2 separate regions of the Mus musculus genome follow, and region 2 is linked to region 1. A link is a loop called in an ENCODE intact Hi-C map of the cell type or tissue named here. Cell type or tissue: left cerebral cortex. All regions are shown on one strand.

Region 1 (8,000 bases):
TTTGCACCTGCGGCGCTTTCAGCGTGCGGGACCCGGGGGGGTCTTGGCCAGCCAGCCCGGAGCTCCGGAGAGGTGGCGGGATTTCTGGCGGCCGCGGTGTTTGTATTTTGGGTGCTGCGTGACTGCGTTGGCTCTCAGCGGTAGTTCCCTCCCTTTCCTAAATTTAATTTCATTTTTCCCCCTTGGTGCAAGCTGTGTTTAAAAAAAAAAAAAAAAAAAAAAGTGGCCCTGGGTATAGCGATAGCCACTCTTCAGATTCCCAAGGTCCTTATTTTGGGAGAAGGAAGAAAAACAGAGCCCCAGCCTGCGTTCCTGATTTGCAAGATCAGGGAGGGAAGAAGGGGTACTTTGTGATTCCTGCTGGGGGACCCCGGACGGGAGGAGCGGGTGCGATAGGGAGATCTTTGTGAGTGATTTTGCAAAAACAGATTGCGAGGTTGGTTGGATTTGCAACCTGTGGCTCTCCTCAAGGGAGGGAGTAGGAATGGGGAAAAGCGGCGGCGGCGGCCCGGGGAGGGAGTGGGTTGAGAGTTGGAACCTAGGAAATGGGCTGCCTGGGGGGCAGTGGGAGCTGGAGGCCACCCCTGCCGGAAACAGTGAACGTTAAATGTCTTGAGAACTGCGGGTTGCGTTGCCTGTATAATACCGCGTTATTGGAACCCTGGCGAGAGATGGAGCTAGTGTTGCAAAAATGAGTTTTAAAGGTCCCCTATGAAAAACAACAGCACCAAACAATATTATTTTAACAGTAAAATAAATAATCTCTGTGTTGCGCTCCCTCCCATAGAAATTTAGTTTTTGTGCTAGGGGTAGTGAGAAATGACCTCAAGCCCGGCGCTGGAACTCAGAAGCAGTTACAGGGTCCTTGACAAGCATCGCACCCCACTCCCTAAGAAGTAATTTTATCTCTTTTTCCCCTTCAAACATTGTATAGTTCTCATAGGAAAATATTGCAATGCCAGTGTATATTACTATCCACAAAAAAAAGAAAAGAGCAAGGAATGGAAGGGGGGAGAGAGAGAGAAGGAGAGAGAGAGGAGAGAGAGAGAAGGAGAGAGAGAGAGAGAGGAGACTGTTTAGAAATACAGTTTGTGGCTCTGAGCTATGCCTCTGGCTTCCTCTGCAGTTCGCTGGTTTCCCTTTTTCTTTGCGAGGTGTGTGGTGTGAGTATGTGTGTGTGTGAGTGTGTGTGTGTGTGTGTGTGTGTAATAAACAACTTTAAAATAGGGGAGGGGGCAGCGTGATCCATCCAGAGACAGGTATCTATTTTGCTCACAATTTACTACCAAGTGCCTTTGGCAGGCACTTGAGCAGGACCTCATAAGCCTGCAGACCAAGTTGAAGTTCATCTGGCCCTAGTCCACATGCTATTCCTGGAGGTAGCAAACTTGAGCTCAAAGGAGTTAGGTGAAATTGTATTCTTCTTTATATACCGATTTTAATAAAAGAAGGAAAGATATTTGTCCCGGGGGGGTGGGGGGAGAGGAAATGGAGAGAAAACACCAGGAGATGGACATTTCTCTTGCTAAAATGACTGCAGTTGAGTCCTGAAGCCAAAATAGAAAGCTGTAGATGGACACCTCCCCACCCCACCCCCACTCCCCCACCCCCTAGTTTATAAATAGAAGTTTCCAGCATCCTATTTGGAAGATTTTCTTTTCTAATACTTCCAGGCATTGGATGATTTTAAAGATCTGTTGGTAGTGACAGTAAGGTTAGATGCTGTTCAAGACAACCAAGTGACTTGAGCAGAGACAACCAGGAAACGGGTATTCACTAAATACTCTCTTCCTCACCTCAGGTTTGAAGGGTTTACCAGAGTGTTTTCTTGAAAAGACTAATTTATTCTGGCCTTGGTGGTCAGGAATGGCATCCTAAATTTCTAAGTTGTCGTTTGCTGAGCCCCGAGGAGTTCCAGTTATGGGTTGAGCCATGACTAGATGTCAAAATCTTTCCTTCCCTCTGTCCCCTGCTGGGGATATCCCCCTCGGTTGTGAAAAAAAAAAAAAAAACAACCAAAAACCAAAAAACAAAAACCCAAAAACTTAAGTTTCAGGGGAGGTAGTGCGGCAGCGCCACCCCTTGGTGAGTAAAACTATTGGTAAAAGTCAAATATTTGAAAAATAATTGTGAAATAAGCCTAATGTGCTTACCCCTAACCCTGAGAGAGAGAGAGAGAGAGAGAGAGAGAGAGAGAGAGAGAGAGAGGAAACTTTTAAAATCAATACTTTGCAGTTAATCTTTCAAATAAGATAGAGACACGTTGTTTTCCAAACTAGAATGGTGTCCTACCAGGCGATGTCCTTCCCATAATTCAAGGGACACCCTTTCAGGAGTGGAGATGAGGTGGGATAGAGGTGGGGCTTATCTGCGACTTCTCTGGATTGATGTAGCTATTTTCCTCTCAGACTTGACTTCAGGTACCGCAGTAGATTGACGGTCTGACTCTGAGCTAAAGAGGAGTGTGTGTGTGTGTGTGTGTGTGTGTAAAACCGTAGAACTGAAAGTGTTGTAGTTTCCCCGGGGGCCGTGGTGGCTTGTGTCGAAGTGATGGGGGAGAGGTTTGTGGACCGCAGGGAACAGCATAGGCTGGGTTGTGAGAGACAAAGTAGCGAGGCGCGTGCCGGTTTCCTACACTGCGCAACAAGTGGGACCGCAGCAGCGACAGGCGACTCTGCATACTAGCTCTGCTGGTTAGCTTCTTTTTGCTCCTCCCAACCCTTCCTGCTTCCCGATACGGACCAGTAGCACCTCCAAAGGCCATATTCTGTTCTGTTCCGCACCCGCTTTGCTCAGTGAGTGAAAGGGCTGACCTCTGGTCCCCACTTCCTCTGTGGGTATGAACCATGGGGTTATTCCCGATTTTTGCTCCCCTCCTTCTCTCTCCCGCCCTCCCCCTCTCACTGTCTCTCTCTTTGGCACGAGTCTCTCTTAATACTTTCAGGTGTGGTTCTTTTTGAAAGAATGTGTAGCCAGCTTTGAGGAGAGGAAGAAAGGAACAAATAACCAAATAATATACGGCTCCTGACGCCGTACGGTGTTAGCTAGAGTCATGAGCATCGGAAGAACGGAATTACATCTACTCAACTAAATGTGTTCCGACTTCAGTTTTGGAAGCAACTTCCCCCCACCCCCAAGAGAGACAAAACCACGGTGGTCAGGGGTGCCGAGTGTAGAAGGCGATGCTAACAGGGTGATTCTTGAATGGACTGAGTCCGCCACCTAGTGGTAGGTCACGCTCAAGGTTTGCGCCCGAAGCGGTGTTGTCTGGATCCTGGTCAGACGCTAGGACTGAGGAGGAGAAGGGCATTGTCCAATGAAGACAGCATCCGACTTCCAATGTTTTGACGAGACAGATGAAAATCATATTCCCACGACGTCGACATACACCGTGGCTCAGCCATCAGTATCTATGTCAACTGAGAAACAGTACTTTCTTTAAGGATATTTGTGGCCTCTCCACAGAGAACTTTAGTAGCGGAAAGATTGCACCCAAACTCTCAGGAGCTTTAAGATTTAAACTTCATTGCAATTGTGGCATAGGGCCTGACAGTAAGTTTCTGAACTCCAAAGAATTCACCAAGGGAGTTCATTCCAGTCTATCTAAGAGAAGGGGAGAGCAGTTTAATCTTGGGTCACTGGAGTATCCAGTGCACATTGGAAACTGCCCCCTCCCAGTCTTAGCTTAAAGGTTTTGACAATGGACATGGAAAGGTGACAGAGGTGTGAGCAGGTGGGGCATCTCTAAGCTGTGGTGCTTGTTCTGGGAGTTGAGTGGCCAGAAACTACTTGGTCTCCTTGGGGTTGTGCACTGGCTTTCTGTAAGTTTGAACTCCGGACTCACTCTCTTTTCACCCAGTTTATTCTTTACTTAGTGGCCTGGGGAGAAATTAGCTGTGTGTGTGTGTGTGTGCGCGCGCGCGCGCGTGTCTGTAGGGGTTGTGAATAAGCAGAGCTTTATTCTTTGAGAATTTGTAGCCCATCTCCTCCGTAGGTTTTGGGGTTTTTTTTGTTTGTTTGTTTGTTTGTTTTTGTTTTTTGTTTTTCCCCTCAAAGCTCTTAACCGAGATGGCCCGGTTGCACCGACGCACTGGCGGCCTCTAGTGGCGTCCTCATCGCAGAGACACAGCTGTCTCCCCCGCCCCCTCCCCCCAACCCCCCGCCGGGGCCGGGAGGAATCCAGTTCATCTTCTATCACTGCGGGAGTTGTCCCAGGCCGCCGCGGAGAAATGCGCCTCTGTTCGGGTTGGAAACGAATCTGGGGACGTGTCTGAAGCGCGGTCAAGTTTGACTCATCGCTTTCCAAGGACAGTTAGTGCCTTCCATCTTCATTAACGTGAATAAAGACCTTAGCTGACTTCTGTCTAGATCGAATTTAAAAAAGCATTGTTTGCTTGGGGAGATGATGCCTCTCTTTCCTGCCCCACAGTACCCCGCCCACCCCAACGCCGATCTCAGTCCGGTCAGGATGAGGGAAGAGATCTCTTCTGAAGGACATGGTTTGCTGGCATTGTCAGCAGACCTTCTGGAGGCTGTCTCGACCAGGCTCGTGGGGAGCGTCCCTTCAGCTCTTCAGCTCTTGATGATAAAACACATCCCTTTATTTTATTGCATTTCCTCGAAGCTTGTAGGCTAGCAAGAGCTCTGAGGCAGGACACGTAACAGAAATGAAAGTCAGGACACAAAGTCCTCTGGTTAGCTCACGCAGCTGCGGATCCATCGCACTATCAACTTCTCTTTTTATCTCTGTGTCATTCCCGCCCAGAGGCAAGAGCAACAATATTGTCCTTCCCTACCTCCAGAACAGAAGCAACACTTTGACTCTACCCATTTTCGCCAGAAGAGGCTGGCTAGACCTGAGCACCCTGTTGGGAAAGAGCGCTCCTGCTGGAGCTCAGGGGCATGTTTCAACGCGTCATCCCTACCCTCCTCCCGCCTTCAAACTCCTTGGACAGTGATTTACATTTTATGAACCCTCTTTAGATTTTTCGGAGAGCTATTGAAGTTATTAGACTACCAATAACCCAACAACCATCCTGGGTAGAGAGAAGTGGAAAAGCGTTCTCCAAATCCAGACCCTGGCCAAACTAGGTCAATGGGAAGGAGGGGCGGGGCGAGCAGCCGGCTATGGTTTCAAGCCTTGATGGAGAGCTCCCTCTAGCGTTAGACAGAAGTCCAGTAAGTGAGAATGGTAACTCCTAGGATATTCATTCCTGTCCCATATAAAATTACCTTTGTCACCGTTAATTCATACCGAAGGAAAAGGAAACCACAAAACAGGGAACCAGACAGACCCCGTCTCTGGGTTGCGAATCTGATCCCGCCTCCATCACTGAAGGGATGTGCAGTGTAACGATGCTACCCGTTACTTTTAGGACTGGATGGAGGTTGTGCAGACCTCCCCAAAGGCACAAGGCTACCGAGAGCACTTAGGGGGTGGCCACACGGAGTTCATTTCTGGGAAGGCGAGGCAACCCTGCTGTGTGTCAGAGGTTTCTCTGGGGTGGGCCCTGTTACCCAGTCTCCACGGTTTCAGGAAAATAAGACACTGAATTCCGGAGCACGTCTGGCTTCAGTCTGGTAGCTCCAACTCTAAAGAAGGTTGGGCGGAAATCTCCCCTTTCTTGCCGACGTAGACTGAAGGGGTTTTCAGTTTACTTTTTTTTCCAGGTTTAGTCCTCCCCCACTCCCCACCCCTCGCGCCCCAATTCGGCCAGGTTTCTCCAAGGATGGAGACTCTTAGTCCCAGGACACAATCTTTTTGGCCTTAATTTCTTATCTACCCATTCCCTTCTAAAGCAGGGAAGGAGGTAGCAAGCGGGAAGACAGAAAGAAAACCCAAGAAATAACATCAAGACCCTAAGACAAACAATAACAAAACAAAAGCAAACGAACCCTAGCACACTCAGTTGCCAGAATAGGGCAAAATAGAAATCCTGAAGCGAGCCTCTGACTGTCTCCAGACTCTTGGACTCTGCTCTCTGCGGCTTTTAGCTTGCTGGGGGCAGGGATAGGGACAGAGTAGACTCAGGTCTGGAACCCGGAACCCCTGTAGACAGCGGATTTAGGGGAAAAGGGTGCTCTGTCCCCGGTCAGCTTTGTGCAGCCAGCGATCCGGGGCTGGGCTGTCAGGCCGCGGCTTCCTGGAAAGTTACTTCTCGTTGGAGACCGCGCTGGGCAGGAGTGTTCTGTGAAATCCTTAGAGCCGAGATCGACTACGTTCCGGGAATGAGAGGGCTGTACCATTCCCCTGGTGGCCCCCTACTTTGACAGAATAACAGGAAAAGAAAAAAAAAAAGACACACACAATGCTAGCTACGGAGGTGCAGGAAAACATTTATTTGAATGTAACCAAATTAGTTGTTACAGTCCTACCACTCGGCCCCGGCCGAAACTTCCCTGGCTTCGAAGTGGATGGGCAGCAGTGCCAGCCGATCGCCAGGGGGTGGGCGGTCCCAGGAAGACAGGTACAGCTAGGTGCGGCGAGCGAGTCTGCGCAAGCTTGCCTGGCATCAGGGCTGGGGTTTGTGCGGGTGTGTGTGAACAGGCTAGCGCGGCTGCCACTCCACTCCCCTCCCCAAAGGGAAAGAAAGGAGCATTGGCTCTAGTGCTCTTTTCCCCTCGACTCTCAGATTCTCTCTCCCTCTCTCTTTCTGTCTCTCTTCCTTCCCACTGGAAACTCCTTACTTGAAGCTGCCTTATTCAAAGCACACTAGGAAAGTGCCCCAGGGAGGGAAAGGATGCATGGATGGGTTAGTTTACGTCTCAGTTGGGGATTACTGAGGCTGGACCCGGCATTAGAGGGAAACCCATTCTGGTTCAGCTGTCCTTGCCGGTCTGACTCTCCTTGGGGTTGTTTGCATAGGACTTTATTGGAGAATTGTTTTGAGATCTTGGGCAAGAGCTTGTTTTGGGAGCCTCAGTTTCCTTTATAGTGAATCCTGGCCGTTATAAAGATGTGGTCCAATGATGAGCGGGAGAGGGAAGAGTGATTTGTCCAAGCCAGCTGAATGGGGTAGGGCTTTCCTATCTGCAGTGTCTGGAAGGAAGTAGCATTCAGCTCCAGAGTTAGCCCCCACCCTAGGGAGTTGTGGAACCTGCTGAGACCATTTGGCTGACAGAGAAGTGAATCTTTTGAGAGGGGGTGATTCCAAAGAGCAGTCTGCCCTCCTGTGTGCTTGGGCTTTGTTGATGGAGAGGGGCTTAAGGTAAAAAGCCCAAGGCCAGCCTGTCAGAGTACATAGAAGGGCTACCTTTGTTGGTTGGTTTGTTTGTTTGTTCGTTTGCCTCGTTCCTTGTCTGGAGTGAGTCATTACCACTTGTCCGTCCCGGTGAAACGGCAAATCTGGGCTTCCCGTGGTTCCAAAAGTCTGTGACTGGAAAGCCACAAGTGAGCTGGTGGTTGAAGCTCAGCCCGACGATTCCAGAAGGGCTTGTGGAGCTCTTCCACAGGAAGCAGGAGAGAGTTAGTAAATAAACTTCACGTGTCTTCAGCATTTATTTTCAAAAGAGACAGTCATTGGACCTGGGTGAGGACCAAGTGAACTCTTTTTTGCTCACTCTGAGTCAGGACGGGTTCAAGAAGAAATCAGTTCCTTTTGTCTTTTTCTGTCCTCTCTCCCCCTCCATTTCCTACCCCAGACCCACTCACTCACTCACTCACTCACTCACTCACTCACTCGCACGAATGTAATAACCTTGAAGCTGAAGAGATTGAGTGACTGGCTCTTAAGACCACAGAGAAATATCTGAGGGTTTGGTTACAGAGTCAAAGAAACCTCACATTTTAAAGTGCACATTTGGGTAAGACTCGACACCATGGAACGGGCAAACTTTGTGTGGGCAAAGTAGTTTAAAACTGAGACTCACCCACCTCAGGGTGCTGCCGTCCGTCCTTCGTGTCCTACGGCACGTAGGCTGACTTGGAAAGAGTACAGGAATCTGAGCCAGAAGACCTAGGGCCAGGCCATCAACTATCTAGGTGGCCCAACATGACCTCG
Region 2 (8,000 bases), 830 kb before region 1:
CTGGTCAGGAGGGATCTATGAGTGCAGGTGCTCATAAAATCCAGTAGAGGGCGTCAGATCTCCTTGGGAATGCAGTTCTGGCAGTTATGAGCTATCAACCCTGGGTGCTAGGAACCAACTCACATCTCCTTCAAGAGCAGTGAGATCTCAACTGCTGAGCCACGTAGGACATCATTTGTTCCCCACAGCAATCCTTTTAAAGATTTTTCAATTGTGTGTGTGTGTCTGTCTGTCTGTCTGAATATGGGAATATGGGAAATGAATATAGTTCCCTTGTATTTTACTGTGATCTCAGGGCACTGTGTGCCTTTTTCTCATTTACAAAGATGTGTTAAAGAACACAAGAGATAGTTTCCCAAGAAGAGAAAGTGACTGTGCAAACACCTACACTATGCGGCCAATTTCAGTGTAAGGGTTCGTGTGTTCTAGGCACAGGGCTTAAGGCCGCCCTTCCCTGGCTGTGGTGTTTGTGTCACCTCTCTCCAGTGCTGAACCTTGGCTCCCATCTCAGTAAGAATGGTATTCCATTAGGGTCTCGTGGCGATTAGTGACATGCTGTAATATTCAATACAACTTAGTCATCAATAAAGGCTTTACTCTGCTTCCTGCCATGAGCTACAATCAGGACGGAAGCAAACTTCTACTAGTACCAGGCTCTCGTCTACATTAGATGGGTCAGCTTTCTCTCTTCCCACAGTCTTTACACTTGCTGACATCCCAATAACAAATGTCATGTGGGTGCCTGGTCCAGCAGAAGCTATAAAAGACACCAGAGCATGGAGAACCTGAGGAGGAATTAAGAAGCCTCGGAAAGTGTGAAGTGAGGGATGTATGGTATGCATTTGTGTGCACTGACACATGCCCATCAGGAAGAGTGGGTAAAAGAAAGCCCTATTCCCTGAAAGTCACACCAACCGCATTACCCTTGGATTGAAAAGTCAGTGATTTCCTGCATATGCATCACGCATTTAAATTTGGAAGCAATTTTTCCTCGTGAGATAGTTCATGCATTGCTATTAATATAGAAAATTCCCAGAAGTCAGTGAAGAAAGGTTATGGATCTAGAAAGCTAGGGTTCAAGTTTTTGTTTGGCCACTGTGTACCTTTGAAACCCTGAGCAGGTCCTTGGGACTCAGTTTTTTAACTTGAAAAGACACAAGATACAATATGGACTTTATGCACTTTGGATGATTATGGTGAAGCCTGAACGAGGTAATAACTTGATTCCTTCAGCTAACAAATCCTCCCTGAGCTTTTCCTTCTTGCCAAGTGCTGAAGTGAGGCTCCAGCAGCCAACATAGCAGCTTCTCCCTTACAGAACTCAGCTTGTATATGAATGTGTGAGTTTGTTCAATATAAGCAACACACAGACACAAAATGGATACACATACACATTTATACTACACACTTATGTGCATAGCATAGGATAAGTGCTGAACTACACAGAAATGCACGTAAAAGAACTTTGTAAACAACAAAAGGCATTCAAGTCCAAAGTGCCTATTCAGCTCCACATAGTAGGACAGGCCTGCATGCAAGGATTTGGGAGTTTGAGTTTTAAATATTATTAATTCAAGTCCAGCCTGGGCTACATGACATCCTGTGACAATATCTATTAATATTGTTATAGTAGGGATTGCAATATAAACTTTTCTAGAAGTAATCCATCCTTGTGTCTTCCCATAAATGTGTACTTTTTTGAAAAGTACATTAGGGGGCAGACCCATAAATGAATCAGGTAAGTTAGAAGTAGATCTGGCCTTCAGAAGGTTTATAGATCATAAAGACAAGGTGCAAAATAAATTCATACTGTCAGTGATATAAGTCAATACAAGGAAAGCCATCTCAAAGAGTGTGCAAATACATGGCCATTCTTGGATGTGGAGAGGAGACTTCTGGAAAGAAAGTGCAGTTTCAGGAGCAGCAAAGCTTGTCCTGGCCACGAAACAAGGCCTGGAGACCCTAGGTGGTTCCCAGTGCACAGAGGGAAATGCAGACAGCAGCGATGGCATAGGGTTCTCAATTTAGCTCTTTAAGTTTTGGCCAATGCAGGAAATCTCCTTGTTCCAGCCCCCAAGTTGTAGCCTTCACTAACATGGAATAAGATCTGTGTTTCTTGAACATAGTTTTTCTAATTTCAAAAAAAGTTTCTGGTAACTATTACAGAGGCTCTATTTTGGCCTCCAGAATGGAGACCCTTTCAAAGACAGTAAGGAAATAAAATGAAAAAAATAAAAAAGTTTGTTCCTCTCCATGGAGTATATACACTAGTCACTTCCAAAAATACAATTGTGGAAAACTGAAGCTTTTCCTATGAAGTAAATGAAGCATATATAGTTTTTCTCTTTGTTGGTGGACCGCGAGTACATTACTGTCAATTTCTACTGCACAATTGTGAAGACGCTGGGGTAAGGAATTATCCCCAATTCCTGCAAGCATGTGAAACATGAAGTTTGAGAAGTATGCTTTTTGGCTTCCCTTCAAATACCCTTCTTATGATGAAGGGTGTGAACTGGAAATAAAGATGTCTTCGTTCATCAGAAAGGCTGTGAGCATTCTTGCTTGGTAGTCCAAATAAATGGCTGAAAGCTGCCAACTGTATGCAGCTTTGAGTCACTGTGTTGTTAAAGCCACCGAGAACAGAGACAATCTAAAACGATCTGATTTAGGGATGGCCTTCCAATTGTTGTGATAGAAAAACAAAATCTGCACGGAGCGAGGGTGACAGTATGTAGCTGTCACATTTCAAGACATTCTAGAGAACTAGAAAGAGGAGGAAAATGATGGTGGAGATATGGAAGGAGGCGGAGAAATTGAAGCAGCAGGAAACACAGTCTCTACAGCTCTCTTTGTAAAATGGTGAAAGCAAAAGCCTTCCTCTGTGACTGATGCTCGGGCAGGCTTGTCTCTTACGCTTACAGCTCCTATTCACCAATGAGTCAAGTGCCCATTTTGTTGTTATTTCTTCCTCACACCAGAGGATATTGGAACCAATAAGCAATTGAAGGTGGTGGGGAAGACTGTGAGAGGCCGCTTAGTCCCAGCAGAGAGGACAGCTGACAGCCTGAGGGGAGATGAGAGAAGAATGACTGAATCTCAGCAGAGCATATTAACAGATGGTCATGGTGGTGACCTTGAGAGAGCAAGGGCTGCAGATGCTCAGAACGCCTCTGCTGGAGAGAGAGCAGAGTGCAGTGTGTTTAACAAGGAGCCCATCCAACAGCCATGACTGTTATTAACTTTGTGTCCCATAGAGGAGACAGCTTGAACATCATGTACAAAGTGACCATACGGAATAGAATGTGACACATTTATGGTCATATGCAAATTCACCTGCTCCTCAGTATTCAAGTTAGAAGTCACAACTGTATTGGGTTTTCTACTTATTTCTCCCAAGCCAAGAAATGACCAGCCCCCATGTTTACTGTGGGGAAAAGTTAAACTTCCTCCCTCCATCAGATGACTCACAAATTAATGTCTCTAGTTTGGTTCTAGTTGCCTTTCCTGCATCTTTTTCTCTCCTTAAGATTCAGGATTAACTTACTCTTGACATGTCTACAGCTACAGAAATGTATAATGTGGGGCTGGAGAGATGCCTTTGTGGTTAAGAGCACCCATTGCTCTTCCAGAGGTCCTGAGTTCAAGTCCCAGCAGCCACATGGTTGCTCACAAGCATCTGTAAATGGGATTCTATGCCCTCTTCTGGTGTGTCTTAAGACAGCTACAGTGTATCATATACATAAAATAAGTCATACAAAAGTAAATGTGTAATGTACAATGGAAAGACAAAGAGCTTCATTTGCTACAGTAGTGTATAAAGTGTCTCAGCCACCCATTCATTCAGCCCCTTATTCAGAGTGGAAAAGACCTGTTGTTTCAAGCCAGCAATGTGGTAAAAGGGCTTGGTAGAGAGGACCTCTGCAGATCCTGGAACTGAACTATAGTACTGTATACTAGAAACAATAAAAAGTAAAATAATTATTTCTGGGAATTTTTCAAATAGCTTTTCATGTTTCAGTTGGTTGAATGGTAACAGTTCAGAGTTAGGCACAGGAGAGTCTGCCATTCCCCAAACAAGCCCTGGTCTCTTAGTAAACTATCCCAGAATCTTACCTAGACTCTGAGAAGTGGAAGACACCTGTCTGACCCAAGCACACTTCGAGCTCAACCCTGATCAAACTGAGTAGTAACTGTTGTGTGTTCTCTACTTGCTAAACTACCTAAGAAATGAGAGCAAAGCCGGGCGTGGTGGTACACGCCTTTGATCCCAGCACTCGGGAAGCAGAGACAGGCAGATTTCTGAGTTCGAGGCCAGCCTGGTCTACAAAGTGAGTTCCAGGACAGCCAGAGCTCTACAGAGAAACCCTGTCTCAAAAAAACAAACAAAACAGAAGTGGGAGCAAACAGTGGGAGATTAAATATTTTTGAGGTTTGCTAGAACCTGCCTCTTGTTTGGGTATCCTGAATTACCTAAATAATCTGTAGTTGTTCCAATAATTTACAGTTCCCTCTGAGTAATTGTAAGATATTGTTTTTGAGTAGTTATCTTCAAGAGATATACCATCAGAATATGGTAATCAAGGCCATATTTTCTCACAAATGTTTGTGGTTGTTGTTTTGAGACAGGGCCTCTCTCTGTAGCCCTGGTTGTCCTGGAATTCTCTCTATAGACCATGCTGGCCTCTGACTCACAGAGATCCACTTGCCTCTGCCTTCCAAGTTCTGGGATTAAAGACATGCGCCACCATACTTGGCTACTCTGCCTTTTCTCCTGCTTTTCCCTAAAAATTATATCCTAGTCACCCATGTAATCCACACAGAGCCCAACCCAGAAGCCAGTGAACCTTTGCTGTTTCTACTCTTCTCCTACGATCACACCCATGGCAATGATTAAACCTGAAACTGGCTTGGAGGATGGAGAGAACCCCGATGCACAAGACACAAAGGAGGAAAACTCAATGCAAAGAACTGAAATGTATGGTTCTAGGGAGCTTAAGTTACAAGGTGAGGATTCCACACCTCTTCCAATGCCTACTGGCCAACACATTCTCATGTAATGGAAAAGGACAGCCTACTAAGAGCTTTGGACTCTGTCTGTACCATAGAGTGCAGCTTGAGTGTGCACTCTAATGCCTACACGGGCATGCTGCTGTCGAGACTCAGTGGTGGAGGCAAGGCTACAGTTTTGGCATATTGGCTTCTAAATTTGACACATTTTCCCACAGCACTCTGAACAGAGCATATACGACACAGGCCTGAAGCATGTCTAATTGGTTGGGGCCATTCAGGGTCTTTCTTTCTTACTCTTTTCCCCTCCTGGGTCCACTTTCCTTCAGTTTTTATAAAAAGGAATTTTGTTGAGAATGTCATAGTTAAGCACTATATCTCTATTACTCTATCCTCCTACCAACTCCTTCTGTGCCCCATCCAGGTTCGTTTTTGATGCTTAGTTTTTGAACAGAAAATAAAGCTGACTGATGAGACTGATGAGTGGCCACTAATGCTGCTCTGGCAGCAAGGCATGCCCAGTGTGCTGCAGCCAACAGTACCAGAGTCGGAAGTGCTATTTTCAATCCTTCTATCTCTTTAACTAAGGCAGAGCAGAGCAGGGTGAGTCCTATCCTTTCATGCTGAACAAGTTACTCATTTGTGATGGCTAAACTCTGACATAACTGGAAGAGGGAACCTGCACTGAAGACACGCCTCCATCACTCTGATCTGTTGGTATGTCTGGGGGGGGGGGAGTGTTCTTGATTGTTAATTGGTGTAGGAGGACCCAGACCACTACATGCAGTACCATTCCTGGGTCAGTGGGCTCAGGCTATATAAGAAAGGTTGCTGAAAGCAATCCCGGGGCAAGCCAAGAGCAGTAGACCTCCAAAGTTTCTGTTTTAAGCTCCTGTCTTTTCTTCCCTTGATGGAGGACCAAGATGAAATAAACCTTTCCTCTCCATGTTGCTTTTGGTCGCTGTGTTCATCACAGCAAGAGGAATCAAAGGAGAACATATGTTTAGCATGTCGGTATGTAGATGTTGCTTTAAACTACTTCTAGATTACATCTGCAAGTCGATAAGCATAATGATTTGAGCCATTAGTATCAGAAGAGCCATTTTGCCATTTCATGAAGAGAAAGAATAGAGACCTTGCAATAAATGATCTTCAGAGTTCAAAGCTTAGTTTTGCTAACCACAATGGCACAATGTATTGAGTATTTCTGGTTCCAGATTTGACTTTATCAGATGAGATGGCATTCCACTTAGCAAGGAAATCGGAATTTATACATGAGGAGTGCTTACCCAGCATTTGATGCAAAACAGCTGCTCATTCTGTTACCTTTCCTTCTTATTTTTACTAATAGCTCAATAGTTAGTTAATTCCGCTGGAGTTTGGGTACCTCAGCATTACCAAAACCAACTGAGGTTTCGAAATGAAAAGCTTCCCGATGTAAATTATACTGCAGACTGTGGTATGTTAATGCATGACTCTATACCCAATGCAGGCTGCAAGGGTGGAGAGATAGGGCATTTTTCTATGTATATAAAGGGCGAGAATAAAAAGGACTAGGACTATTCATGAAATGCTGAAGTGTGGGGCTGGAGATGTAGCTCAGAGGGAGAGTGGTTGGACTAATGAGTAAATAGCCCTGAACTAGATAAATCCCCAACACTTCAAAGATCAAATAGAAACAGTAATTATCAAAAATTAGTGAACATTTACCTAGAGTGTTCACAGCCATGAAGTGGGGAAGTGTGTTTGAGGATGGGAGGAACGATTATTAGGAGCCTCCTGGGCAAGGGGTACAACATGTCCAGGGAACTTTATAAAATCATTGTACCTCTGATGTCCTAGAGGGTACTTATTGTAGGGACACTAACCAAGGATCACTGCTCATGAATGGGATGGTACAGTTGGTATGAAACCTTGCAGGTAATTCCAGAAGAGCAAGGGTACCTAACTATATTTCTGGAAGCTACAGTGTTTGTTATGACATGTCTAGTGAATATAGTTCCTGTCTATACTAACTTGTGGATGGTGCTCTCTACAACATAGAGACAACATGCAAGGGTGGACATTCTGTTACTCGTCTTCTGGTGAGGGAATGTCACTCGAGCGTCCATGCATACAAGATAAGGAAATTACAATAAATGAACAGTGAGCAAGAGTCTCTGCACTGAGACTGGGTTGTGTTCCAGTCTGCTTCGCTTCAGAAAAGGCACAGCTCCCTGCCATTTCCCATCCTCAACAGGCAGAAGAGCAACATGCTACAGGGACATTTCCTCCATTCTGCCAAAAGGACAGGAAGGGCCACAGAATGCAGACTCTATGAGGGAAAGAACCGGCACTATCTATGCTTTCAAATAGCAGCTGGCATGGAAACCCTGCCTAATGGCCCAAACACCAGAGTTTAAAAATCACACAAAGACCTAAAATATAAGTCTCCTTATTTTCAATATAAGTTTATGTGAGGGAATATAACGTTCTTGGACAAGTACTGAGATTGCAGAGTATTGAGCTGTTCATAACTATTTAGTAACTTATCTAATACTGATGTGGGTGGATGGTGTCTTCACCATTCTCTCACATTGTTATACAAATCCCCAGTCATTTATGGGACTGTGCAATCCCCTGAAGGCACAGGGGACCCTGGAGCTATAAAAGAAAATACAATTCTTCAGAATTTGTCCACTTCACATCGCATTTCTCCTGGTTAGAAATACATATCCTTCCACTTGGAAAAAACAAACAAACAAACAAACCCAAAACAACCCAAAACACCATGATAGTTTAAAATATGTTTGTCATTTATAGGGAAGTTATTTACAAGTTACTTCCTTTCCTAGAAAGGAGAGGTCCCACTCTACCTATATGATATCACATATTATGGGTTCTCAGCAAATAAGGTAAAATGAGATGGAGGGGAAGTAAAAATATCAATTAATTAAATAAATGAACTTAGTTTAAGCTATAGGTGTAGAAGCTAGAATGTAGATTTGTATGAA

Evidence for each region. Hi-C counts contacts between places; a loop is a spot of excess contacts. Peaks named below come from ENCODE experiments on the same cell type or tissue, not always from the same donor. Only the 100,000 strongest peaks of a DNase experiment are listed, where the experiment ranks them.
Region 2: a loop joins it to region 1, with 3 times the contacts of the local background. A loop is called at or near these places in 8 of 42 quality-filtered maps.

Annotation. Positions count from the first base shown.
Region 1 is chr16:23,979,592-23,987,591 of GRCm38, reverse strand. All of the region lies in intron 1 of Bcl6 (B cell leukemia/lymphoma 6), which reads left to right. Among named protein-coding and RNA genes, the nearest start is that of Gm31527, 4.7 kb to the left of the region's middle. In left cerebral cortex, CTCF peaks have their summits at 2,064, 3,222 (motif pointing left), 4,103 (motif pointing left), 5,148 and 1 weaker place; DNase peaks (open chromatin) are centred at 5,095, 6,177, 6,411, 7,378 and 6 more places; H3K4me3 peaks cover 5,669 bases; H3K27ac peaks cover 4,422 bases.
Region 2 is chr16:24,814,439-24,822,438 of GRCm38, reverse strand. All of the region lies in intron 8 of Lpp (LIM domain containing preferred translocation partner in lipoma), which reads right to left. Among named protein-coding and RNA genes, the nearest start is that of Mir28a, 9.4 kb to the left of the region's middle. In left cerebral cortex, CTCF peaks have their summits at 43 (motif pointing right) and 3,179; no DNase peak of the experiment used is centred here.